Linked DNA regions of Homo sapiens: region 1 is linked to region 2. A link is an interaction called in ENCODE POLR2A ChIA-PET data of the cell type or tissue named here. Cell type or tissue: A673. All regions are shown on one strand.

The links. Peaks named below come from ENCODE experiments on the same cell type or tissue, not always from the same donor. Only the 100,000 strongest peaks of a DNase experiment are listed, where the experiment ranks them.
Region 1: POLR2A ChIA-PET joins it to region 2 with 9 read pairs; 3 of 35 experiments call an interaction of 5 or more read pairs at or near these places.

The regions. Positions count from the first base shown.
Region 1 is chr15:56,929,250-56,933,249 of GRCh38, reverse strand. All of the region lies in intron 3 of TCF12 (transcription factor 12), which reads right to left. Among named protein-coding and RNA genes, the nearest start is that of TCF12, 13 kb to the right of the region's middle. In A673, no CTCF peak of the experiment used is centred here; no DNase peak of the experiment used is centred here; H3K27ac peaks cover 891 bases.
Region 2 is chr15:57,130,908-57,134,907 of GRCh38, reverse strand. All of the region lies in intron 5 of TCF12 (transcription factor 12), which reads right to left. Among named protein-coding and RNA genes, the nearest start is that of SNORD13D, 150 kb to the left of the region's middle. RefSeq lists enhancers at 154-1,078, 1,148-1,862. In A673, no CTCF peak of the experiment used is centred here; no DNase peak of the experiment used is centred here; H3K4me3 peaks cover 333 bases.

The sequences.
Region 1 (4,000 bases), 200 kb after region 2:
CTTCTGTATGTTTGATAACATTTTTAAACTACTTTTGGAATAAATATTTTCCATCCACTTTAACTTGTTTTTATAACTAAACACTAAATCTTTGAAAAAGGGGAAATAATAAAAATTTTCCATACTATGAAGTAACCATTCTTTTCTCTGACCTCAACTAAATGGTAGCTGTGAATATTCCAATATCTTCCAACTATCAAATTTCATATTCTTCCCAACTCACAAAGTCTAAAGACAGCTTAACAATAAGACCACACAAAAAAAGAATTACACTTTTATAAAGCTATCTGAGGTTGTAGCTATTTATATTTAATGTCTTGAAATACTAAAAATAAAGTCCTTAATTAACTATTTTATGGAGGCTTTTAATTATACTGTTTTCTCCTTAATAAAAATAAATCGGCCAGGCACAGTAGCTCACACCTATAATCCCAGCACTTTGGGAGGCCAAGGTGGGCAGAATTAAAGAACAGCCTGGCCAACACAGTGAAACCCTGTCTCTACCAAAAATTACAAAAATAAGTGTGGTGGCAGGTGCCTGTAATCCCAGCTACTTGGAAGGCTGAGGCACAAAAATCGCTTGAACCCGGAAGGCAAAGGTTGCAGTGAGCTGAGATTGCACCATTGCACTCCAGCCTGGGCGACAGAGCCACACTCTGTCTCCCAAAATAATAATAATAATAATAATTAAATAAATAAATCTTGAAGCACTTTTGGAGAATATCAACAGTACCCCATTTAAGACTTCTTTTTTTCTTCTTGTCACCTTGGCTTCAGATAAGACTTCTTATTATAACAAATTTCAAAGATTTCTAGAGATACTAAATTCCTCCTCAAGACAAACCATGCTCTTGTAGATTGGTATCAGTGCAGGTGCAACTACAACTGATTAGAGTTTGCTACTTCTGAGGGGCAATAAGAAACCACAGGCAAATGTATTTCACTGTTGATTTCTCTATTTCCTCTGTAAAATGAACAGTTACCAACTTCCTACAAGAGTTATGAAGTAAATAGCATATGAGTAAATATTTATGAAGCACTCTTATCATCACTGATTTTGTTTTAAAACAATAAGATTCCTCCCCTTCTCCCAATCATTCAGTGGACAAAGTCCTACTGCTATTATAACTTATTTGGCAAGTCTCCAGAGTCAAACTCAGTGAGAATAGAGTCTGCTCGCTACAGGCACTGTTCCTAAGCTTGAGAAGAGGGATTATACAAATATGAAGGCAAGAGAGACCCTGGCACTATGGCATGTTTTGTGTTCCTGCAGTACAGCATCTCAAACCCCTACAAACTTTAAGTGGATTTAATTATTCAACATTGTATCATGGTTCTTAAGACAATAACACTAGCAACAGTACAAGCAACAGGCTTGCAAAGCCACCAGAAAAGTCAATGGCTTACTGGTCTACCTCTCAAAACAGACTACAGCAAACTAGTTTATTACACACTTCATTACTACTTTCTTAGTTTATATTAAACAGTAGTGGGTCTGAGCCAATAACAAGCTCCTGAGGAAAATTTTACACTCAACAGAATCATAACCTGTTTTTAATTAAGATGCCTGTAATGAGTATATTTCAGGAATAAGCATCATGCTACTAATCTATGAAAACTTTTCACCAATATAAAAGGAAAGAATAAAGTTTACCAAAGACTGATTTTGTCTGTTCCCTACAGCAAAGTATCTTGGCTCTACTTTTTCTTCTTGAAGATGATTAGGATTTTCTTAACTGTTTGCTCTCAGTAAAAATTCAAAAAAGTATGGTCAGGGCTGAGGCTTCCTTATGGTAGAGATCATATAATGCTTCTTATATATACAAAATGGGGACCAAATGAAAAGAATTCTACACTCCTGATTTTTACCCTGAAAATTTCTCTGCATGCTTTAACTGACCAGAGAAATATCAGCACACTCCTTGGCCCAAAAGATGAGAAAGCTTCTCTCTCCTCAAAACAGATCTTGATTCCCTAAATCAATGTATTGGGTGGACTACTCAAAGAATAAAACTCAGCCTGAAAAGCTTATATTCCAAGAAGAATTTGCTTTATATAAACAAGTCCACCACAATTTTTTTTTCTGTATTTAAAATGATGAAGTCTCTAGTTGAGACTTTTGAGAACAAAAAGTTCTTACTGTGAGTTGAAAACAATCCCTGGGGTGGGGGGTGAAGGAACGAGGGAGAGGAGGAGGAGAGAGAGAGAGACAGATCTCCATAATACCTTTTCTAAAATCCATGGGGCCAGGTGGGTTTTAGAACTCAGTTTTTCAGATTTTAGAAAGGAAACATAGTATATAGGTATATATGTCACACGCTACAAATCAGCTACTGGCAACCACACAGGAACTAGGAAAATAGAGAATGTCAATGGCCTCCCTTCAGATAAGATCAGATTTAGCCATCAAAATACTTCATGCTGAAGTTAACTGTGGTTGAGATCTTTTTGGATTTCAAAACTGCAGATAAGGGACTGTGGATCTCTAACTGGGAAAAGGGGATCTTGACAAATAAAATATGCTATCACCTAGAATAAAAAAAAAACTAGCTGATACTTAGATAAAAGATATTAAGGATACTTAGAACAGTCTTGCAATGCCTCTAATTATCTACCTAATTGGAAAGTTACAATCATTTTAACTTATATGTTCCTATCAAGAGATTCAACATGAAACACTTTTCCCTTTAACTCTATTCCCAACTGAGAATAACACTAAAAAACATTTTCTAAAATCCGAGTATGTCAGTACCAAGTAGATTAAGTAAATGGGCCTCCGGACCACATGACAAAGTTGGCTAGATATAGTGGGGTTTCCAAATAGGAAAAACCTAAAAGGATCCTGCAGGAGAACTCAAAGATTCTTACCCTTGGCACAAGTGCCCATATAAGCTCAGATTTTCTAAACTGACCTGTGGTCAAACCACGCTACTGTTTAAAGTGAGCCTAGCATTTTTTACACTCCAAAGGTACAAACCAACCACTTATTCATCCCCAACCACCTCAAAACAACAACATATGCCTCTGGGACCAAGAAGCTGGATGACTGTAATTCCCTCCCAGCAGAGATACCTTCCATGCCCAACCAACATTCACAACTCTTGCCGACAGCAGCAGCACATTCACTCACTGACTGGAGTAGCCATGATTATATTAAGTCCAACCTGTGTTCACTGTATCAGCTACCAATGAAGTGATGAAAGAGTAATTATGAGTCAATCTTGTTCATTTTTAAAGCCTGGAAATAGCTCACAGGCAAAACTAACAGAAGCAAATACACTGACAACTTTTGAGGGAGGCCGCCTCCAGAGAGACTTCCATTTGGCAACTAGAATGATCTTCCATAGATTACCACAAATTTAGAGAAACTCCCTCAGTTCAAATTCAGGCACCTTCCTAACACCACAGAGCTGATAAAATGACATCTTGGGCCAAATTATCCCAATTTTAATAACCAAAATACAGTAAGTTATGGTAGTAGTGGTTTTTTAAGGGAAAAAAAGGTAGTATTTTCTGTCCTGTACCTTATCTCAAATTGTTTTATTATATTATTTTGAAGGTTTCATCCCTGAGTCACCACCCACTGCAATAAAAATTAGTAACCAATCTCTAATGCATTTTCTTTTCTGTGGGATCTTTAAATGTGATCTTTAGGTCCCCAAGCAGCTTACAGTAGCTTGGATGACTCACCATGGTCTTTATGAGAGCACATTTTTAACCTGGAACACATGAGAGCACATTTTAAACATGGAACAAAAAAAAACCAAAGCTCTCTCTATAAAAATTACATTTTCTTTTCAAGTCAAGGGTATCTTTAAAAATTACAGAATGATCTGGCTGGAAACAAGAAAGTTTCAAATAACAGTCATGTTATTAACAAAACTATCTGTGCTTCAGTTTATGAAAATAACAGTTTTCTTTCTACCAAAACCATTTTTCCCCCTGATGTAATGATCCCTTTTTACAGGCTTCTATAGGAGCAAGAAAAGGTGCATGAAAA
Region 2 (4,000 bases):
GCTATTCAAAAAAAAAAAAACACAAAAACCCTCAAACTGTACATTTTATAATTAGATTTTTTTCCCTAAGCAAGTGATTTTCAATTACAGTAAGCTCCAACCTCTTGACAGTGATCCACTGGGCAAGATTTAAGAGAGAGGAAAAAAAAAATTAATGGCATCAGTTTTCCATGGTATGAGCAAATTTAAATCTTGAAGTCTTAATTGTATCTGATTCATATAAGCCATTTCTGGCAAAATAATGAATGATTTGAATTTTCATGTTTGTTTTCTTTCTACAGTTGTCTCATAATTGCTAAAATCTAATGGTGCTTCATTAAAAAAATAAGGCAATTTAAATAAAGAATCTTTATATGCATTAAGTGTAGGTCACAGATGAATCAAGGGCTCCCAGAAGCCTTTCGTACCTGGCACAGCCCTGCACATCAAATTCCAGTCAAGGTACAAGTAGAGCAGAACTTCATTTCAGCCCCCGCAGTGACAACAATAAAATGCTGAGAAAACACACTATCAAATACTGAACTCAGCATCAATTTCTGTTAATTACAGCCTTGTCAGCAACGTGATTATTCAAACAACTCATGCAAATGTTAATGAGGCCTTATTTGCATATTTATTTTTTCCTTTGTTGAAATGTCATTGATTATTACATTCTACTATGATGAATGTGGTTGATGATGTGCTCTGATATGTAATTAGTCATTAGGTGGAATGAATAGATCAATTATGAAAAAGGACTAAGATTAAGAAATATCAAACAAGACCGCCCAATATAACTATAGAATCTTTTAAAAAAAGAACCTAATAAATAATTTCTTGACATTTAAACTGCAACATCAGTAGTTTTCAATAAATAAACCACCACTCTTGTGAGGTTAAGTGAAAGCTTAAAAATACATCAGTACTCTGATAATCCAATTATGATCACAGAAACTATCTTTTAAAAAATTGCAAATCACTTCAAGTGGCATATCAAAACAACAAACAGCAAAAAAGAACAGATTTTGCTTTAAACTTGCACAAATTAGAAATACAGAAAGCGTAATCTATTATGAAGAGGAGGTAAAAATAGGTAAAAAGAGAAAAGCACATAACATCCTAGACAGAAGGAGTAGGAACCTGATGGAGAATGACTACCTTTACAAAAGGCAAGGTAAGCAAAAACAAACTCCTTCATATCCCAATTTGTTCTTAGAGGAAAAGGATTATTTAGCTTCTGAAACTGTTTGCTGTAACTATTCAGCCAGCACTTGCTATTCACAGATGGGAAAAAAAAAAAAAAACACATTACTGCAGACCAGATGGGAACATTCCACATGACCAAACCAATCAATCACCTCGGTGGGGCGCAGGTGCAACACAGCCGTGTAGCAACACACCATTTCACAGTCTATCGGGCACAAACACATGGCCACCAATCAATGGCACCCTGAGGACCTCGGAGGGGGCAGGCTCTCTGGAGTCTTACTGGTCCATGCCTGATGACTTCATAATCACACATCATTTCATTCACTAGAGGATACAAACTAGCATTCTAATAACCTTCTACTGAAAATGGTCATGTTGTGCATATTAATACAGGGTTGTTTCGAGTGAGGCAACTGACTTTACACGGCAGGCTAAGCAAGGCACGCAGTGCTAAAACAACCTGAAGCTAGAAACTTCTTCCTATTTGAAGATGGCTATTCTGTTCAGGCTCAGATCAATGGTAACATGATTCATTCTGCCACATCAAAGTTGGCATGCAAGGCTTGTATCCTACACAAAACAACTGTTAAACAATAGTATGAAACAAAGGAGGATGAAAGTAAAAATGGTAGTTGGTAATCTTGTATGAAGGATAAAAAGGCTTTGCATCCTTCTAAAATAACCTAGCTAAAACTGAATTGCAAATAAAAATTAGGTGACCATGAAAAAAATTTAAATGTAGAGTCACTGGCTTTGTTTTCCTCACATTCTCCTGGTGTGTGAGGGGTGACTCTGTATAGTGCATAATTACAAGAGAAGATAAATAGAACAATTTTCAGCAAACATTGCTATAATTAGACATAGGCAGAGCTCCATGATCTGTTAGGTAGCATCCACAGAGCTCTTGTCAGCTCCTTTTACTCAGAGAGGATGTAGGCAGGGATATCTTGGATAACTTAGTATTATGAATAACTGATTGACTATATGCCATGTACAGATGACACAATTTAAAAAGAAAAATCAGGAAAAATAGGTTTCATTCTTAAAAAAAGCAAACCAGCAAACTCAAATCCTTGGTGGGACAAGAATGGGCACACACGTGTTTAACCAGTAGATTTCTTTGATAATTCAGAGGGCAATTCGGCACCTTAAAGGTCCTTAGATTCCATTAGGAACATCAATCATCAGAGCCAGAAATCATGTGGAAACCAGTGTAACACACGTAGCTGAATCTGAATTGACCCTTTGACAACCCTGAAAGTTGACTTGGGTGATTAATTTTTGCTGCCAATATGTTTATTTGATCTCTCTCAAAAACAACATATAGAAAATCTAATTATTTCACATTTCAGATTAGGATGCTGGATACATAAGTATTTACTTGTAGATATAAATACTACACTTTGCACAAAAGGCTAATAGTGATTACATATTCTACAGTCTAAAAGAAAAAAATGTACACATTTGATGAAAATACGCCCACTACAACAGAGATTCCCTTTGGGAAAGAAATCTAGTGATTAGTCAAAATAAGATATTATTATTATTATACACTGTTTTGTTTGTTTTAGTGAGGGGGCTTGCTCTGTCACCCAAACCGGAGTGTAGTGGCACAATTTTAGCTCACTACTACCTGGAATTCCCGGGCTCAGGTGATTCTCCCACCTCAGCCTCCCAAGTAGCTGGGACTACAGGTACATGCCACCATGCCAGGCTGGACGATATCATGATTCCACAAAGAGAAAGCTGACAAGATAAACTCACTGGTGGTTTATTATACACCATTCACTTTAAAATGCATACCTAACTTCTTTTCCAAATCTTAGACTAGAAGAAGACATCAGACCCAAATCAGAAGACTCAGATTCTACTTCAGGTTCTTACTATTTGTTGTTTAGCCTTTATCAGATGAAATTATAACAATGAGTTCAATTTATTAATCTGTAGAACGATTAGAGAGGACCTTGAAGTTTCTCCTCATTTATAATCTCCCTTTGTGGCCTGACATAACTTTAAAGGCTCTGTCTAGTCATCTTCAGAGTATCATGTAGGGATGAACAGAGATCAAATGTGCCAGTTCCAAAAGTACAGCAGGAAAAGCATAATGAGATATACTTATTGTTATAAGTGGTCATTTAAAATTGATGATGAGTGATTGCTTTTATGAGGATACAAAGACAACCATTCCTTTGGTTTACAGAAGCATTAGTAAGTAAAAACAGTAATATTGGACTTAAAATTTGCTTGCTTTCTAAACAGAGTAACACCACCATTTGAAAAATGGTACAATGTTACCCACCCATCCCCCAAACAACATAATAAAAAGATCATAAAACCTCTCCAAACAATTTTCTGAAGTAACTAACACATAGGTTGAGCTTTCCATGCAATAGCTCGGTTAAAGCTCAAAATAATGCAGATTACACCCATTCACCAGAAATGGAAAAAACATAAAGAGCAGTGACTGGTCTCATCAAAGCAACAGGCAGAATTAAACAGCATTCAAAGCTGTTAACCACCAGGTTTACCTTGTGCGACCACCAGAAGACATTTTCTCTTTTTTGATTCCAAATTCAGTCCTAAGTGAAAGCACCTACGTTTGAACCTTTTGCCCCCAAAGACACAGGAAATATCTTATTAACAGTATGTCTGACAATAACGCTCTGAAAAGCAAAACAGAAAATGGAACCCTTGCTTTTTAACTACTATGAATACAGAATTAAATAAAAAATAATATAGAAAGGTGAGGAGGTGAGCTCTGGAGTCAGATAAAATTTAGTTTAAATCCCAATTCCATGACTTACCAATTTTG